2 separate regions of the Homo sapiens genome follow, and region 2 is linked to region 1. A link is a loop called in an ENCODE intact Hi-C map of the cell type or tissue named here. Cell type or tissue: HepG2. All regions are shown on one strand. Each heading gives the region's core, and the rest is flanking DNA. Links, peaks and the distances in the headings are about the cores only. Region 1 overlaps WWOX (WW domain containing oxidoreductase). Region 2 overlaps WWOX (WW domain containing oxidoreductase).

Region 1 (8,268 bases), core at 1-8,000:
AAAATAGGACAGCAAAGTTGAGCATTTCTACTTAATACACCAGGCAGTCCTATAAACTATCACAAACTTGGGTGAACAAGTGTGCTAATGCAGAACTCTCAGTAAAAAAGATGTTACCATGATGCATGGTATAACGGTTTTAAAGAATAATAGTTTTCCTTCTCTTTTTCCCCCAAGTTTAATATATCCCTTTTTGTTCCTTGACTGTAACAAAAATAACCTCGTCTCGGTGGTTTTTTTTTTTTTCCGTTGATTATTCTTTTCTGGATGAAAGCTACTGACCTCCAGCCAAAAAAATTCTAAAATGTTTTCCTTCATACCAAAGACAAGCCAGTGTCTAAAGCAGTTATTTATACAGGTCATTTTAGGACAAATTCACAGAGATTATGGCAGCCTCTTGAGGATCTGGGAACCAGGAAGCTAGGAAAATACCAAACTAATTTCACTGGTAACTCGATCCTCTTGCCTCCCATTCCAGAAATGGCTACACGTTATTAAACGCCTGCAATGATGAGTAGACAATTCCCTGGGCACTCTGGAGTTCCCATCTTTAACAACTTTGCAAAGTAGGAGTACTGTCCATATTGCACAGAGGTGGAACAGGAGTTCTGAGAAGGAAAGTAACTTGCTCGGGTCATACAGATAGGAAGTGGTTATCCCAGGTTTCAAAACTAGGTCACGTCTGCTTCCAGAGTCAGTGTTCCTCTCCTACATCTTTCCAGATAGAAACTTGCTACCAATGAAGCTTGCCCTAACTGTCAGCGAAGCTATTTTCAGCAATGGTACAATTTCTCCACCTGAAAGCAGGCTCATCAAATGAGAGAATGCATAGAAAAGCTCTGAAGCGCTGTTACTGTCATTAATAGAAGATCTAGGGGAAATTTGCATAACCAAAGTAATCAAATCTTGCCTACTGTGTCATCTTGGGACTCCACCACCATTGCAAAGCCAGACAAGTTTAAGTTTTTTGGGGTATTCCCTCCTTAAATGCGGGTACCAAAGCAACAGTGCCTTTGATTTGAGTTGCAGCTGGCATAATAGACAAGATGTGTGCTTAAAAGATTTTAGTGAAGCAAACTGAGGAGTTAGGCCAATTTCTTTCTCTGTGAATTTCCTCTTGATCACAGGATTGAACAGGTACTTAAAGTAATAGACACTTTATAAATTAACTTCTAAGGGACATTTTGAAAATTAAATGATAGCACATGAGGCAAGCAATCAATTAGTAATCGATACATATCCAATAGTCATGCATATAAGATGAAAGGGCAATTCGTTAAAAAACAAATGGCCCGACATAAGAAAAGCCTATCAATCTTGCTAATCATCAGAGATAGGCAAATTTAAGTGATATTTTTTAAAAATTCTAATTCTCAAGTTTGGCAAGGATGCTGGGCAAAGGAGCATTCAAATTGGTACAATCTTCCAGGGCAGTTTGACAAAACAAATCAAGATATTAAGGTTGGGGAGCAAATCACTTCATTCAGCAATTCCACTTCCACAAAATAAAACTATAGAAGAGTCACGGATGGGTACAAACATTTAATTACAAAATGTGCTTCTCCATTCCACAGCTATTAAAAAGCTGGAAACCACCCGAATGTACCACACTGGGAGAAGAGCTGGAACCACATAATGGAATACTATGCAGCCATTTAAGATGTGGAGTATTTAACAACACAGAAAGATAATCACAATTTAAATAGAAAAATCACGAAAGAAGGGAAAACATGCTTACAATCATACATGCTAAATATTAATAGTATACTTCTAACTGGTAAGAATTGGGGTTTTTTTAAATCTTTTATTCTTATTTTTATTTTTCTTCGCTTTCTAAATTTTCCATAAGGAATACATGTTAATCACAATAACCTTTAAAATAATTACTTATATTAAATGAGAAGGCACATCAAGCTAATCTAGCCTAACACCTGGCATATACAGGCGCTTGATGAATGCTACTTCCCATTCCCCCAGACTTATTCCTTAATGTTTGTTTTACAATCATAATACCAAAGTGGTTTTGGTAAAGAAAGCTTCAGCTTTTAAAAAAAATTTGATTTGGTAGAGATGGGGTCTTGCTATGTTGCCCAGGCTGCTCTCGAACCCCTGAGCTCAAGCAATCCTCCTGCCTCAGCCTCCCAAAGGGCTGGGTTTACAGGCGTGAACCACCATGCCCACTCCTAAGCTTCAGCTTCTGAATCCAGGATCCAATGCAGTCTGGAAATGACATCTGCCTTGGCCCTCCCCGCAGATGCCACTCCCAGCACTTGACCGGGCACAGAGCGAGGCTTCACGGGTTTAAATAAATTGGTTGATTCCAAACTCAGGATTAACAAAATGAATGAGCTGCTTAGAAAGAGCTCATTCAGGAGTGTGCTGTTATTCCTCCCAACAGGATGGTGGCATGTACAGTGGAAGGGGCCCCAGGCACAGACTCAATTACCCTTTGATCTATCCTGCAGGCACCCGCCGCCCAAGACCTGTATGATCTCAAGCACGTTACCTCACCTCCCTTCTCTTTCCTTTCGACATTATCACAAGACAGCTGTAAGCACGGTGCTGAGAATTAAATATGACAAGTACGGAATCTTCATAAATTTTAAACGGCTATCAATGTAATACAACATGATAATCAATAAATACGAATCTGTAACAATTAAGTACATTGTAGAGGTAAGGGTAAAAATGAAAAACATTGTATTAGCTTTAACTTCAGTTTCTGTGCAACTACAGAAGAAATTTGATTCTGATTTTGTTCCTCTTTATATGAAATAAACTTCATACAAAAGGCTTAGCTCCGTTCATCTGGCTAGTTATCCTCCACCTAGGTAGAAATAGTAGAGACACTGAAATAGGTTTCCTCCCCGCCCCCATCTCTCTGTCTCAGATCTCCTCTTAGAGTCTAGTGAAGAAACCTTGTCTTGCTTTCAGAGAGCACCATATGACTATGGCTTCTAACATGAAGGCTCCAAAAATCACAAAAAGTAAAACCATCAAGCACAGCCTGGTGAGCAAATAACTCAAAGACTTAAAACAATTAGATTTAAACCTTGTCACACAATGCAACCCTTCCTATGCACCCCATTCAGTTAGGCTTGTGTAGACTGAGACCAGCTCTTCATGAAATGTACCGTTATTTATGAAGCCAAAGGGAGATCACAAATTTAGGCAAGAAACTAAAAGCGAGCTATTGGAACCTGCTTTTTGATCCATCTACTGGTGCCTTAATTTAAGACATCTTTCCAAGAAGGCCTCCTAGTGACCCCAACCTTATTTTGGAGAAGGCTGAGGATTCATATCTACTCATGTATAGGCTACAAAAGTCCAAGAAGGTCTGTGTCATACCAAACAGGCAACGGTCAAGGGGGTTTCAACTGTCAGCATCTTATTTATTATGAAGTCTATAATAATTCCCAGAATCGCCATCTAGTTTTAACAATTTATTAGATAAACAACGAACACACTCGTATATGAACAACCAAAATATCTTTACTCTGGTGAAATAGCTTTGCAATGTTACAAGTATATTCACAATGTTTTTCAGGCTCTTGCATTTTCAAAAGAGAAAAAGTTGCTGAAAAAAAAATTATATAAATAAAAGTATATAATATAGCATATTCGTTTTTGTCCCCATTTAAAAATTTGAAAATAAGCAGTTTTGTAAAGCCAAAGTGTATTCCTTTCTGGGCCAAATTTCTATTTGACAGCTGAAATATGCGATTAATGGGCTGCCTCAAACCATAATTACACAGCCAAAACAAAAATTACCCTCCCTAAGATTGTACATGGAGAACACTGGCTATCTGCTTCACATTAAGTAGCTGGTTTAATATGATCCCTCTTACTTAAGAAACATATACTGTACTGAGCCCAAAAGGACACGTTTTCTTCTACAGCAAGAATGTATCATTAATAAACAATTTAATTACAATAAATTATGTAACACTGGGTAAGGCTTGTAGCAGGGGGCAAGGGACACTATATTCTTAGAAAAAAACATAGGGTTGCGGGTGCAGTAGCTCACGCCTGTAATCGCAGCATTTTGGGAGGCCGAAACGGGTGGATCATGAGGTCAGGAGTTCAAGACCAGCCTGGCCAAGATGGTGAAACCCCATCTCTACTAAAAATACAAAAATTAGCCAGACGTGTTGGCAGGTGCCTGGACTCCCAGCTACTCGAGAGGCTGAGGCAGAAGAATTGCTTCAACCTGGGAGGCGAAGGTTGCAGTGAGCCAAGAATGCGCCACTGCACTCCAGCCTGGGCAACAGAGGAAGACTTCATCTCAAAAAAACAAAAAAAAAAAACAAAAAAAAAAAAAACAAAACAAAAAACAAAGAAAAAAACATAGGGTCACCAAGGCGTTCAAAATGAACCTTAAACAGAGGTATTAATACTTAAATATTACAATTTCCACTTAGGAAAAAAAAATCATATTATTGCTAGGCCAGCACACTCAAAAGCAATAATGTCATGAAAACACATGCCCTTGTGTGATTTGGCAGAACAGGCTGCTCCCTGAACACAATGGGCCTTTTTATTAAGTGGATCCCTTCATCCCTGGCATTTTATACAAACAAAACAAAAGAGAGAGAAAAAGAAACAAACACGACACTAGTAACAGTCTTCAGTTTGAACTTCATCACAGAGAATTAGAAGACCTAAAAGATATGTTAGAAAAGTAAAAGACATTATTTAACCAAAATGAAAGCAAGATGGACTGAGAGGAACAGAACTATATTGCAATGCTGCCTCTTTTGTTTAATTATATCAAAGGGCAACAGAGCCCTCTAGTGGAAAAAAATAAAAATATATAAAGATGGTTCTGCTTTTAGATTAAAGGAAATATGTACAACACCCCCGGGCATGGTGGCTAGTGTCTGTAATCCTAGCACTTTGGGAGGCCAAGGTGGGCGGATCACTTGAGTTCAGGAGTTCAAGACCAGCTTGGCCAACATGGTGAATCCCTGTCTCTACGAAAAATACAAAAATTAGCCGGACATAGTGGCTCACGCCTGTAATCCCAGCTATTCAGGAGGCTGAGGCAGGAGAATCACTTCAACCCGGGAGGCGGAGGTTGCAGTGAGCTGAGATCACGCCACTGCACTACAGCCTGGGTGACAGAGCAAGGCACCGTCTCAAAAAAAAAAAAAGAAAAAAAATGTAAAATAACATCTTCCATTACAATTTTTATTGTGCCACTCTATGATGTAAAAGCAAAAGATCAAATTATTTTAATTGGGTTTTAAGTAAAACAATTTCCAAGTTTTCAAGCTTTACGTAATGCTACAAAACCTCAAGTAGAACAAAAATCTATTATTAATTTTTTTAATTATGGGTTTGACCCACTTTGTCATTAAACAATAGTTTGTATGACTCTCATTTGTTATGCTGACACCATAAAAAAGTAATTAAAATCTAAACCTACATGCAGGCATGAAATTCAACTGATGGCCTCATGTGACAAAAAAGTTTCAGTTGAGATCTAATCAGGTTCACACTGACAGTAGCCCCCCCTTATCCTCGGGAGATGCGTTCCAAGACCCACAGTGATGCCTGAAAACTGGATAGTACCAAACCCTATGTATTCTATGCTTTCACCTATACATACATACCTAGGATAAATTTTAATTTATAAATTAGGCACAGTAAGAGATCAACAATAATAATAAAATAGAACTATAACAATGTACTGTATAAAAGTTATGTAAATGTGGTCTCTCACACTCTCTCTCTCTCAAAATTAGTATTTTCAGATGCCTGTTGACCTCAGGTAACTGAAACCTCAAAAAGTGAAACACGGGCCAGGCACAGCGGTTCACACCTGTAATCCCAGCATTTGGGGAGGTTGAGGCAAGCAGATTGCCTAATGTCAGGAGTTCAAGACCTGTATGGACAACATGGCAAAACCTTGTCTCTACTAAAAACATAAAATTAGTAGGGAGTGGTGGTGTGCACCTGTAATCCCAGCTACTCAGGAGGCTGAGACATGAGAATCACCAGGCCCTGGGAGACAAAGGTTGCAGTGAGCTGAGATCACGCCACTGTACTCCAGCCTGCGCAACAGAGTAATACTCTGACTCAAAAAAAAAAAAACTGAAACACCACGGATAAGGGGGGACTACTGTATACATGATTACAAATTTATTTTAAAAATATATATAACATACACACACCCCTATTATAAGCATTTTACATGAGATTACCAAATTATGAGATGATGCTCATTAGAATGTTTTAAATTGGTCTCTTCCTTTAGATATTTACTTCTCAAATACTTTGATCACGTGATTTCCATGTACACTCAATGTCCAATAATATCTCAGTGTAAAATGGTTAAGTCATAAGGTACTAATTCTCAATTTTTATATAATGTCATTTAAGGACTTTGTCTAACACTGTCAAGAATCTCCATAGTTTCTTAGAACAAAGTAACTTCAAAATAATTTTACTTACAATACCTGGGTATAATTTAGCATAAGATAATAGTAGGCACAAATGTTTTTAATTTAAAATGGAGTTCCAATGCCCAAAAGGTTATTTCGATTATTTCAGAATATTTTCCTTTCCTTAATGAGCACCAGGTTTTTAAAAAGATAAATGCCAAGATCCCACTAGTTTAAGTCTGGTCAACAATCAGAAAGGAAACTAATCAGGCATTTCAAGATCCCAAGTGCAATGATCTCATATGAGTGTGTTTTACCCATGAAAATGACTAAATGTAAGTTAGCTATGGCCCCAGATTTATGGGACCTTTTGGAATAACTAGAAAAAAAAAAACCATCAATGACATGCTTTAGGCTCAAAGGCAAAATTTAGTAACATTTAGGTATGGAAAAGAAAACAAAGAAGCAAAGGTGTAAAGGAAGCTGGCGTAGTCCATAATTGGGAAGTGTGGATTTAAAATCTTAGGAATGAATACCCTTCTCTACATGAAGAAAAAGTAATTTTCTTCTATTCACGTAGAACTGGTAAAATTTGCACAAGATATGAATTCATCGTGGTGACAATTTGTAGGATCAAAGAGTATGGCAACTACAGTTCACACTGTAATTTCAACACATGATTTAGAAACAAGACCCTAAGTTTTAAAAAGTAGGCTCTCTAAGCTAAGACAATCAATTTCAACATCACACTATAATTACATTTTGGGATTCCCTGCATGAAATTTTTTTTTTTTTTTTTTGAGACGGAGTCTCGCTCTGTCGCCCAGGCCGGACTGCGGACTGCAGTGGCGCAATCTCAGCTCACTGCAAGCTCCACTTCCCGGGTTCACGCCATTCTCCTGCCTCAGCCTCCCGAGTAGCTGGGACTACAGGCGCCCGCCACTGCGCCTGGCTAATTTTTTGTATTTTTAGTAGAGACGGGGTTTCACCTTGTTAGCCAGGATGGTCTCGATCTCCTGACCTCATGATCCACCCGCCTCGGCCTCTCAAAGTGCTGGGATTACAGGCGTGAGCCACCGCGCCCGGCTGAAATATTTATACCTTCATTTTGTTTCAAGGAAAACAAATTGAGGAGTGACCAATACCTTGAGCACGTACTTTTTATACCTCAAAATATATACATTTTGATATGTAAGTATGCATATATATAGGTCCATGTAATACACGTTAGAGAGGTGATTTTGTGACATAAGTACCAATAGAAAATGCAAGTGTCAGTCCCAAAATATATTTCACTGGTATTTACCAGTGTGGCCAGCTTGTATTTGTTTGCAGGAAAAAAAGTTTTGTTTCTGTTAATGGGTCCTTTGGCTCAAAAACTGTAACGAAGCTAGGCTATTCTAACTTTAAAGTTACAACACACATGATGCAGCCCAGCGTTCTAAAGGTTCGCAAGGTGAAAGAAACTTCATCTGGACCAAACTCTGAAAAAAATTTTAAAAATCAAGTTTTAGCCACTGCTGGTTTAGGACTGAAAGTTAAGAAGTTTTATCATCATTACCACAGAAGAGTAGACTGAAAATATCTAATTTGTTCATACTTGCTAATAGCATCTGGGCACAGTGGCTCACACCAGTAATCTCAGTACTTTGGGAGGCTAAGGTGGGAGGATCACTTGAACCCAGGAGTTTGAGACCAACACCTGAGCAACACAGTGAGACCCCATCTCAAACATTAAAAAAAAAAAAAAATTTAATGGATGTCTCACAAACCCTGGATGTCACTCCGTAAATATGATAATAAATCTGTCTGCTTACAGAAAATAATTTGCATGCGCTCCAACAAACATCTAGCTAATTAAGACAATGAACAGAGTAGGTGG
Region 2 (8,418 bases), core at 287-8,286, 580 kb before region 1:
CCCTGTGAACCGGAATGGCCGAGAATCGCGGGCTTTCCTTCAGCCAGACAACTCCAACAAGCTTCTCTCTGTGATCACTACGTAAGTTAAATGAGTTAATCTTGTTTTCCAGATGAACTGTTATTTTGTCTCCCGCAGGCAGAGATTACGGGATAAAAGCATTGTGTTAACAGGAGGGCTGGGGGCTTTCCAGAGCCACATTCCACACACACAGAACCCCTCTCTCCAGTTCTTCCTCCCATTTCTATTTTTTCATGGATTTAGAGAACGAGGAGGAGAGTAGGGAACTTCAAAATGACACGCAGGGCGATAAACCTTTCAGATGAATGATGTCACTTCATAAGGGGTCAGGGGGCCAATTTATTTTCACGTTTCGAAACATAGTTTATGAGCCTGATAAAATTTAAAACACTTCTAGGGCAAAATGGATGTGCAAGTGACACTGAGTTTTGAACTCTTTCCCTGCCTTCTTTTTATTTTTCTGACTTACTCTTGAAACACATCAGTCAACAACCAGCTTATACTGAGGGTCCTTTGCATACAAGCCCTTTGCTGGGCGCTGTGAAAAATAATTTTTTTATGGCCAACACCTGGTTTCTTCCCTCAAGGAGCCTTATGCCTCTGTCACTGATTTCAACGTCATGTATCTTTTTAATTTTTTAAAGCCATTTTGGAGTGCGGACAATAATAAACGCACTTGGAGGCAAAGCCACTGAACTCACTGGGTTCTAATCCCAGTGGTCCACCACAGTTCACTGTGAGGTCTTGAGCAAGTTACTTAACCTCTCTGACCCCTAGGTTTTTTAATCTGGAAAGGGGTAACAAGTACACCCAACTTTCAGGGCAGTTGTCATGATAAGCAACAGAGTATGCAAAGCTTTCAGCAGATGGTAAACGCTTGATACAGAGTCATTTCCCAAGGTAGTGTCAGAATCACAGGAGGAAAGATACCAAGACCCTGTGACACAGCAGGGCAGAAACAAAAAGATGTCACAGGTAGGTGCTACGTCTAGCAAATAAAAACACAGGATGCCGAGTAAAATTTGAGTTTCACATAAACAACAAATCATTTCTTAGAAGTATATCCCAAAGAAAATTTTTAGAGTATATGCTCCAAATACTGCATGGGATACATTTTTAAAAAATATGTTATTTACCTGAAATTCACATTTAACCAGGTGTCCTGTTTTTGTTTTTGTTGTTTTAAGACACAGGGTCTTGCTCTACCACTCTGGCTGGAATGCAATGGTGCAGTCATAGCTCACTGCAGCCTCAAATTCCTGGGCTCAGGTGATATTCCTGCCTCTGCCTCCCAAGGTGCTGGGATTATAAGTGTGAGCCACTGTAACAGGCCAGGTGTCCTGTATTCTATCTGACAATCCTAGCCATGGGATTTCAGGTCAGAAGACCAAAGATCAAGTGTTATTTACTATTCCATTAAAAGTAATGGCAAAAACCACGATTGCTTTTGCACCAACCGAATAGCATTGTGACTTGGGGACAGATACTTTATTTATTTATTTATTTATTTATTTATTTATTTATTTATTTATTTATATTTTTGAGACAGAGTCTCGCTCTCTAGCACAGGCTAGAGTGCAGTTCTCCTGCCTCAGCCTCCCAACTAGCTGGGACTACAGGTGTGCACCACCACACCAGGCTAATTTTTGTATTTTTAGTAGAGATGGGGTTTCACCATGTTGGCCAGGCTAGTCCTGAATGCCTGACCTCAAGTGATCCACCCGCCTTAGTCTCCCAAAGCCCTGGGATTACAGGCATGAGACACCATGCTGGGCCTTAAAAAGATTGAATACTGCAGATTTTGAGCATCTGTAGCCTTTATTTCTGACTTCGGTTCCTGATATGGCAAGAGAGAGCTCAGATGCACAGACTTTTCCAAAGCAAACCTTGCAGAATGAGCTGAGAAGGAAGCTATACCAACTAGCCCAAGAAGATGTCCAGAACCTCTGATGCTTGTGCATAAAAAGGAGCAATGCTCCTGGTGAGGTGGCACAGACAAGGACGCATGGCCAATGTCTTATACCTTGCACACTTCTTTCCCTATATTTAGTGGTTACACAATTGTTGAGAAATGTAGAGATTTTTGCATGTACGTTAACTTCTGCTTCTATAGCTTTTTAATATATCTGAGGAATTATTTTATTCCCAAAAGACTGATGGTGCTCTGATGGGAGTAAGGGGTGGTAAAAGAAGGTAGAAAAATAAAAATAAACCCTTTAACACTAAGATTATTTGAGTGATCAGAATCAACACTATAGGAAGGCTCTGTGATAACCTGGATGTCAATTATTCCAGCACTTTGTCCTTGAAGGGGAATACGTTCTTTTCTGCTTAAAATATTCCATGGTTTACATGGATCATGGTCTCCTTAGGCCTACTAGGCAACTGACTGATTCACTTCCAAAGGCAGTTTGTGCCAGGCATGACGGCTGATGCCTGTAATCCTAATACTTTGGGAGGCCGAGGCGGGAACACTGCTTGGGCCCAGAAGGTCAAGGCTGCAGCCAGCCAGGATTGCGTCAATTACACTCCAGACTGGGTGATAAAGTGAGATCTGTCTCCAAAAAAAAAGGTAGTTTGTATCCTGAGTCAGTTGCAAGGGTAGCTGTCAGGAAGAACCATCTGAGGTGCCAATTGCGTCAGTACCATGTGTACCCACAGGTCAAAAGGGAAACTGCAAGGATCGAGAAAGAGCAGCTGAAAGAGCCTTTCCTCTCCTGGATAAGTTTTCAATGTTGCCATAATTGGAAAAAAACTATTTTCTTGGGACCAATTACCAAGCCAGAGAGACTGCACCAAGTGTGCTGAGCTCTCTTGTTCCTGCCTGCAGCTTCTTTGTAGTTGACGAATGAAAGAATATAAAGGGAAATGAAAAGCTTCAAAAAGAGGAGAGGAAGAGCCCCAGGAAAGCAACAGAGATGGAGCTCTTGATTACAGAAAGAAATCTGAAATGGAATCGGGAAGGCTCAGGATGCCCCCAGAGAGATTCCTGGAGAAGGCATCTAATTTAACAGCAGAGAGAGAAGATGGCAAGGGTGCTTTAGCCTGGCTCTGGAAAGAAATAAGAGATGTGTTGAAGGATGTGTGTGAGACTGACAGACACAGACAGACAAAGTTTATATGGGTCAAATAAGGAAAAAGTGAATCTAAAAAGCTACACATATGCACGAAAACTGTTTTCTTTTTTGATATCCTTATTAAATAGGGGGCTTGATAAGATGGAAATGCCTTAATTAAGAATGATTTTTATAAACATGCTGTGATCACACTTGCCATCAAATATGGGTGAATTTAGTCAAAAAAAAAAAAAAAAAAAAACCTGCCATAACTCTGACTGGAGACAAAGTATGTGTCATTAGAATGAAAGCTTCTTGAGAATACACACCTATCTGAGTCACTGCTGTACGCACAGCATCTAAACCACGTTCCACACTCAAACATTCCTTAGTGTGTAAATAAACAGATGCTTATATCTAGCAGGTCATATTCCTTACTCAAGATACACTACCACCACCTTGTGGCAAAGTACCAGAATTGTAGGAATAGGAATAGGGTTTTTGTTTTATTCTTGTTTTTTCATTTTGTTTTCAATGTATGTGTGCACAAAAGCAGTATGTGCTCTGATGGTACATACAGCATTACACAAAGTCACCAAAGGCATAGAAAAGGAAGTAAAAAAGCAAATAAATAAATAAATAACTAAATAAACAGTTTTACATGGGTGATCATACAGCTACAACATCAGCTTTTCCCCAGTCCTTTTCTGTTACTTTAAGTATTTACTGCATGAAACCCTCCCAGAATTTTTAAGCTGCACCACTGCAGGCTAAGAGCAGAGCCAGCACTTCTTACATTAGCAAACGTGTGAGGCGAAGGGAGGTTTGATTGACAACTGACAAACTGATGACAGAACAAAGAAGGAGCCTCCACTTGGGAACACAACGCATTTTTACAGCCACTTTCGCCTTGGCTTGTTTTTATATTCTCCCCAAAGAAGTCCCTTTGACTCTCTTATGTGTTGTTTTGTGTTGTTTTTCATATAGACCATGTTGTCAGCTAGGTCCGGAAGCAACAATGAATATAAAGTACTGGGCAGGACAACATTTGATAAATGTAAACAATATGCATAGAGAAAACCTCTCAGATGAAAAATCCACATACATTTTTAGCGGCCGTCAGACTGAATGCAAATGGCTTTGGAAAATATAAGTGGTTGGCTTTTTAATATCAAAGAAAATCACAGCCTTTTCTCTAACACTGAAAACACTGCGGCACTAAAAAGGAATAACTAACTCAATAAACCAGGCAGCTCATTTTCAGCATGCAAAAGTCATGGTCCTTGCCCTTACCTTAGAAGCAATGTTGCACTTCTAGAAATGTTAAATGGCGGACAGGTTAAGAAAACCAAGACTGTCGCTGGTTTTTAAGGCTTCCTCCTCTTTAAAAAAAAAAAAAACAAGTTGTATTTTAGAGGAAGAAGCAGCAATTAAAAAAAATAAAAGAGTTGGGGTGGCCCACAAAAGAAGCCACGTAATGTCAATGCTCTGAAACTGCTCAGCCTCAGTTGTTTTCCAAGTCAACATGCTGGCTGTCTTGCCTGAAAGAAAGGAGTCAACAGGGAGAAAATAATAGAGCATTTCCAGAATTCACCCAGCAGCTCGGAAAACTGTCTGCTTACTATTACACAGTTTTAACATGTCATAATCATTTTCACAGTAAAGATACCCTTCCTGCAGTTTAGACCAAGAATGCATGACTAATTTTAACCACTTGTGCAAATCTCCTAATGGAAATTTCAAACGGCTTTTATGGATTAGAGTTTCGTAAACTGTATGGAGAGCTGCAACAGATACTAAGTCTCGTTGTTGCTCATGTCAGCCCGTCAGTGCCTAATGAGTTACTGAAGATCCGTGGGCAATCATACACTACTTACAGAAACTATAATTCTTGTTGGCACTACATGTATTGTGCATTATATGTATAAAAGATAAAACCAAGCATTGTGAAAATGCAGATGAATGAGAAGGGAAGGGAGGTAGGTCATGTGCTGACATCTTAAGTTTCACCAGAACGTAGTCAAGATGAGGAAATTTTGGAGATACCCGCTATGGGATCCAAGTTGAGATCATCAAATGCTAAGGTAGGTTGCACTGTTTCCATTTTATAGACAGATGTTGAGGCTCAGAGAGGTTACATAGTTGCCACAGGGAACACAGCTGCTGGAGGTTAAAAAAAAAAAAAATCACAGCCTGCCCCTTTCCACCATGACGTGCTGGGTGGAACAACATCTAGTGAATTGAAACAGATGGCTGGGAGATTTAAGAATCAAGTTCACTTGGAGATGGATAGGGGTGATGGTTGCACAACAGGAATGCCCTTTTATGCCACTGAATTGTGCACTGAGAAATGGTTAAAATGATAAATATTATGGTATAAATCTTTTACCAAGTTTTTAAAAATAATAAGTTCCAAAACTCTTTCCCACTGAGAGATTGAGAAGATCAGAGTCATAGTTCAGAAAAATGTTCTGTCATACCCAGTTCTGTGCCCACAGCAGTACCAGCAACTCAGAGCATAAAAATCAAAATATTCTCCCTGTGAAGTCAAAATCAGTGAGGTAGTTGGAAACACATTTTGGGATATTCTTCCCAACCCAAGAAATTCAAGCATTTGAAATTTCCGAGTTACCCATCTTTTTTATGGTGATTCTTTCTTTTTCCAAAAAAAACCAAACAAACAAACAAAAAAAAACAAAAACAAAACAGCATCTCACTCTGTTGCCCAGGATGAAGTGTAGTGGTGAGACCAGGGCTCACTACAGCCTCAAACTCCTGGACTCAAGGGATCCTCCTGCTTCAGCCTCCCTCTGAGTAGCTGGAGCTACAGGTGCAAGCCACCATCCCCAGCTAATTAAAAAAAAAAATGTGTAGAGACAGAGTCTCTATGTTACCCACACTGGTCTTGAACTCCTGAGCTCATGCAATCCTCCCACCTCAGCCTCCCAAAATGCTGGAATGACAAGTAGGAGCCACCATGCCCGGCCTTAACTCCCATTTTGTTAGAAATTTTCACAGGAAAGATGGGAGAGAAGCTGACTTATGAGAGAAACAAGGTAGATGGGCTGCCGGGGTGAATGTGGGTAGTTATGACACACAGAGAAAAGAGACAGACTCTTGTCAGGAAGGAGCGGAGAAGAGAAGGAACATCATAAAAACTCACGACCACCCCTCCCTCTCTTGGCTCTTGATTTGCCTCCTGACTAAAAGCAAGGTCCCTGCAGCCCTCTACCTAACATCCCATCATCGGAGGAGCCTTCTCTGATCCCAACAAGCACTGCAAGATTCCATAATTACTTTTTAGATCAATTTTCTTAGGAAAGGGAGCGGAGAGTTATCCTATGATGATCTACAAGAGCAAGTGTGGGAGTTCTGGAAAAGGAGGAGAGCTCCCAAGGCATCTGTTTCCAGAAGCTCCTATATAATCCCCCTCTCCTGCAGTGAGCAAAGCAGGATTTAACAATGGTGGAAAAGGACAGTTGTTCCAGTTATGTGTTTCCCTCGACCCGCAGCACACAGAGCTTCTCCAAATACACATGCAAGAGGTGTGCAGACAAATCTGCTTCCTCTGCGATCTTTCCATTCTCAATTCATGTTCTCTTTCTAACCTTTGGCTTTCTCCCTACCAGTTACATCATTTCTTTTTTTTTTTTTGTTCTTTTTTTTGAGACAGAGTCTTGCTCTGTTGCCCAGGCTGAAGTACAGTGGTGCAATCTCAGCTCACTACAACCTCCACCTCCCAGATTCAAGTGATTCTCCTGCCTCAGCCTCCCGAGCAAGCATTTGGGATTACAGACATGAGCCACTGTGCCTGGCTAATTTTTGTATTTTTAGTAGAGATGGGGTTTTATCATGTTGGCCAGGCTGGTCTCAAACTCCTGACCTCATGGGATCTGCCCACCTCAGCCTCACAAAGTACTGGGAATTACAGGCGTGAGCTACCATGCCCAGCCTGGTTACATCATTTCACCAGCTTCTCTGTCTACAAGAAAGCACTACTGGCTATTTCTTCCTTTTTATTTTATTTTATATTTTATTTTTGAGACAAAGTCTCACTCTGTCACCCAGGCTGGAGTATAGTGGAGTCATCACTGCTCACTGCCGCCTCGAGCTCCCAGTCTTAAGTGACTCTCCTGCCTCGGCCTCCGGAGTAGCTGACACTGCAGTTGCATGCCACCATGTCTTGAAAATAAATAAATATATATATATATATATATATAACTTTATAGATATAAATATAAAACTTTATATATATATAAAACTTCTGCATTATTTTATATATATATATATATATATATATATATATATATATAATTTTATGTAGCCCAGGCTAGTCTCCAACTCCTGGGCTCAAATGATCCTCCCATCTCGGCCTCCCAGTGTTCTGGGATTACAGGTATGAGTCACTTCACCAGGCTTCCTTTGCCTTTTATTACTGGGGCCTTTTCCCTTCTCACTCCATAGACTGCTTTACGCTGAGAGCTGCGCCATCATGGAGAGAAACTCAAGATGTGTCCCCAGATGGCAGCTCAGCAGACTGCATCTCAGAGCAAGGGCCCACTGCTTAACTGGGTCCCAAAGAACCCCTACTGCAGCTTCCCAGCTTTGAGGGCCTGCCTGGCACCTTTGCATGCTCCCTTCGAGCTCATAGACTCTTGGTTTCCAAGCTCTCCCTGCAGAGGAGAGGGAAAGAAGGAGTGTGGGGGAGGCAGGTGGGTGGAGGGAGAGGGAGATATATGTTGAGTATATCGGGGGGAGGCTGGGAAAAAGAGAAAAGTAGGGAGAGGGAGTAGAGACAGGTAGATAGAAGAGATAGAGGTAGAGAGAGGTAAGGGAGGAAGGCCTGGGTTCAAATTCCAGCACTGCCACCTATGTGGCCATCGGACCTTCAACCTCCTGTCAGATGGAGGGGGTGACTTCAGAAGATCAAAAAGAAGGTAAGTAGGCCAGGAACAGTGACTCAAGCCTGAAACGCCAGCACTATGGGAGGCCAAGGCAAGAGGATCACTTAAGCTTAGGAGTTTGAGATCAGCCCAGGAAACATAACAAGACCCTGTCTTAATACAGATATCCCTAGTTCTTTACATGTACATGTAAAGTAGATAACTAAATAACCACAGCAAATACCCACTGATACTCACTGCATGCCAGGTCCTGTTATAAGTGCTTTATGTATCATTATTTCATTCTCACAGCTACCTTGTGAGGTAACTATCACTAGCCCACCTTTAAAGAGGAGAAGATTAAGCACAGAGAGGTTGAAAAACGTGCCCAAGATCACACATCTACATCTGGCAGACCCTGGATTCAAACCTAGGCAGCCTAGCTCCAGGACATTGTA

The links. A loop is a pair of places that touch in the nucleus more often than their neighbours do. Peaks named below come from ENCODE experiments on the same cell type or tissue, not always from the same donor. Only the 100,000 strongest peaks of a DNase experiment are listed, where the experiment ranks them.
Region 2: it touches region 1 in a loop (10-fold over the local background); 2 of 110 quality-filtered maps call a loop at or near these places.

What each region holds. Positions count from the first base shown.
Region 1 is chr16:78,119,495-78,127,762 of GRCh38, reverse strand. The region is part of intron 4 of WWOX (WW domain containing oxidoreductase); the gene reads right to left. Among named protein-coding and RNA genes, the nearest start is that of WWOX, 24 kb to the right of the region's middle. In HepG2, for the core only: a CTCF peak has its summit at 4,767 (motif pointing left); DNase peaks (open chromatin) are centred at 4,532 and 4,782; H3K4me3 peaks cover 390 bases.
Region 2 is chr16:78,700,980-78,709,397 of GRCh38, reverse strand. The region is part of intron 8 of WWOX (WW domain containing oxidoreductase); the gene reads right to left. Among named protein-coding and RNA genes, the nearest start is that of WWOX-AS2, 210 kb to the right of the region's middle. In HepG2, for the core only: a CTCF peak has its summit at 3,527 (motif pointing left); a DNase peak (open chromatin) is centred at 3,467.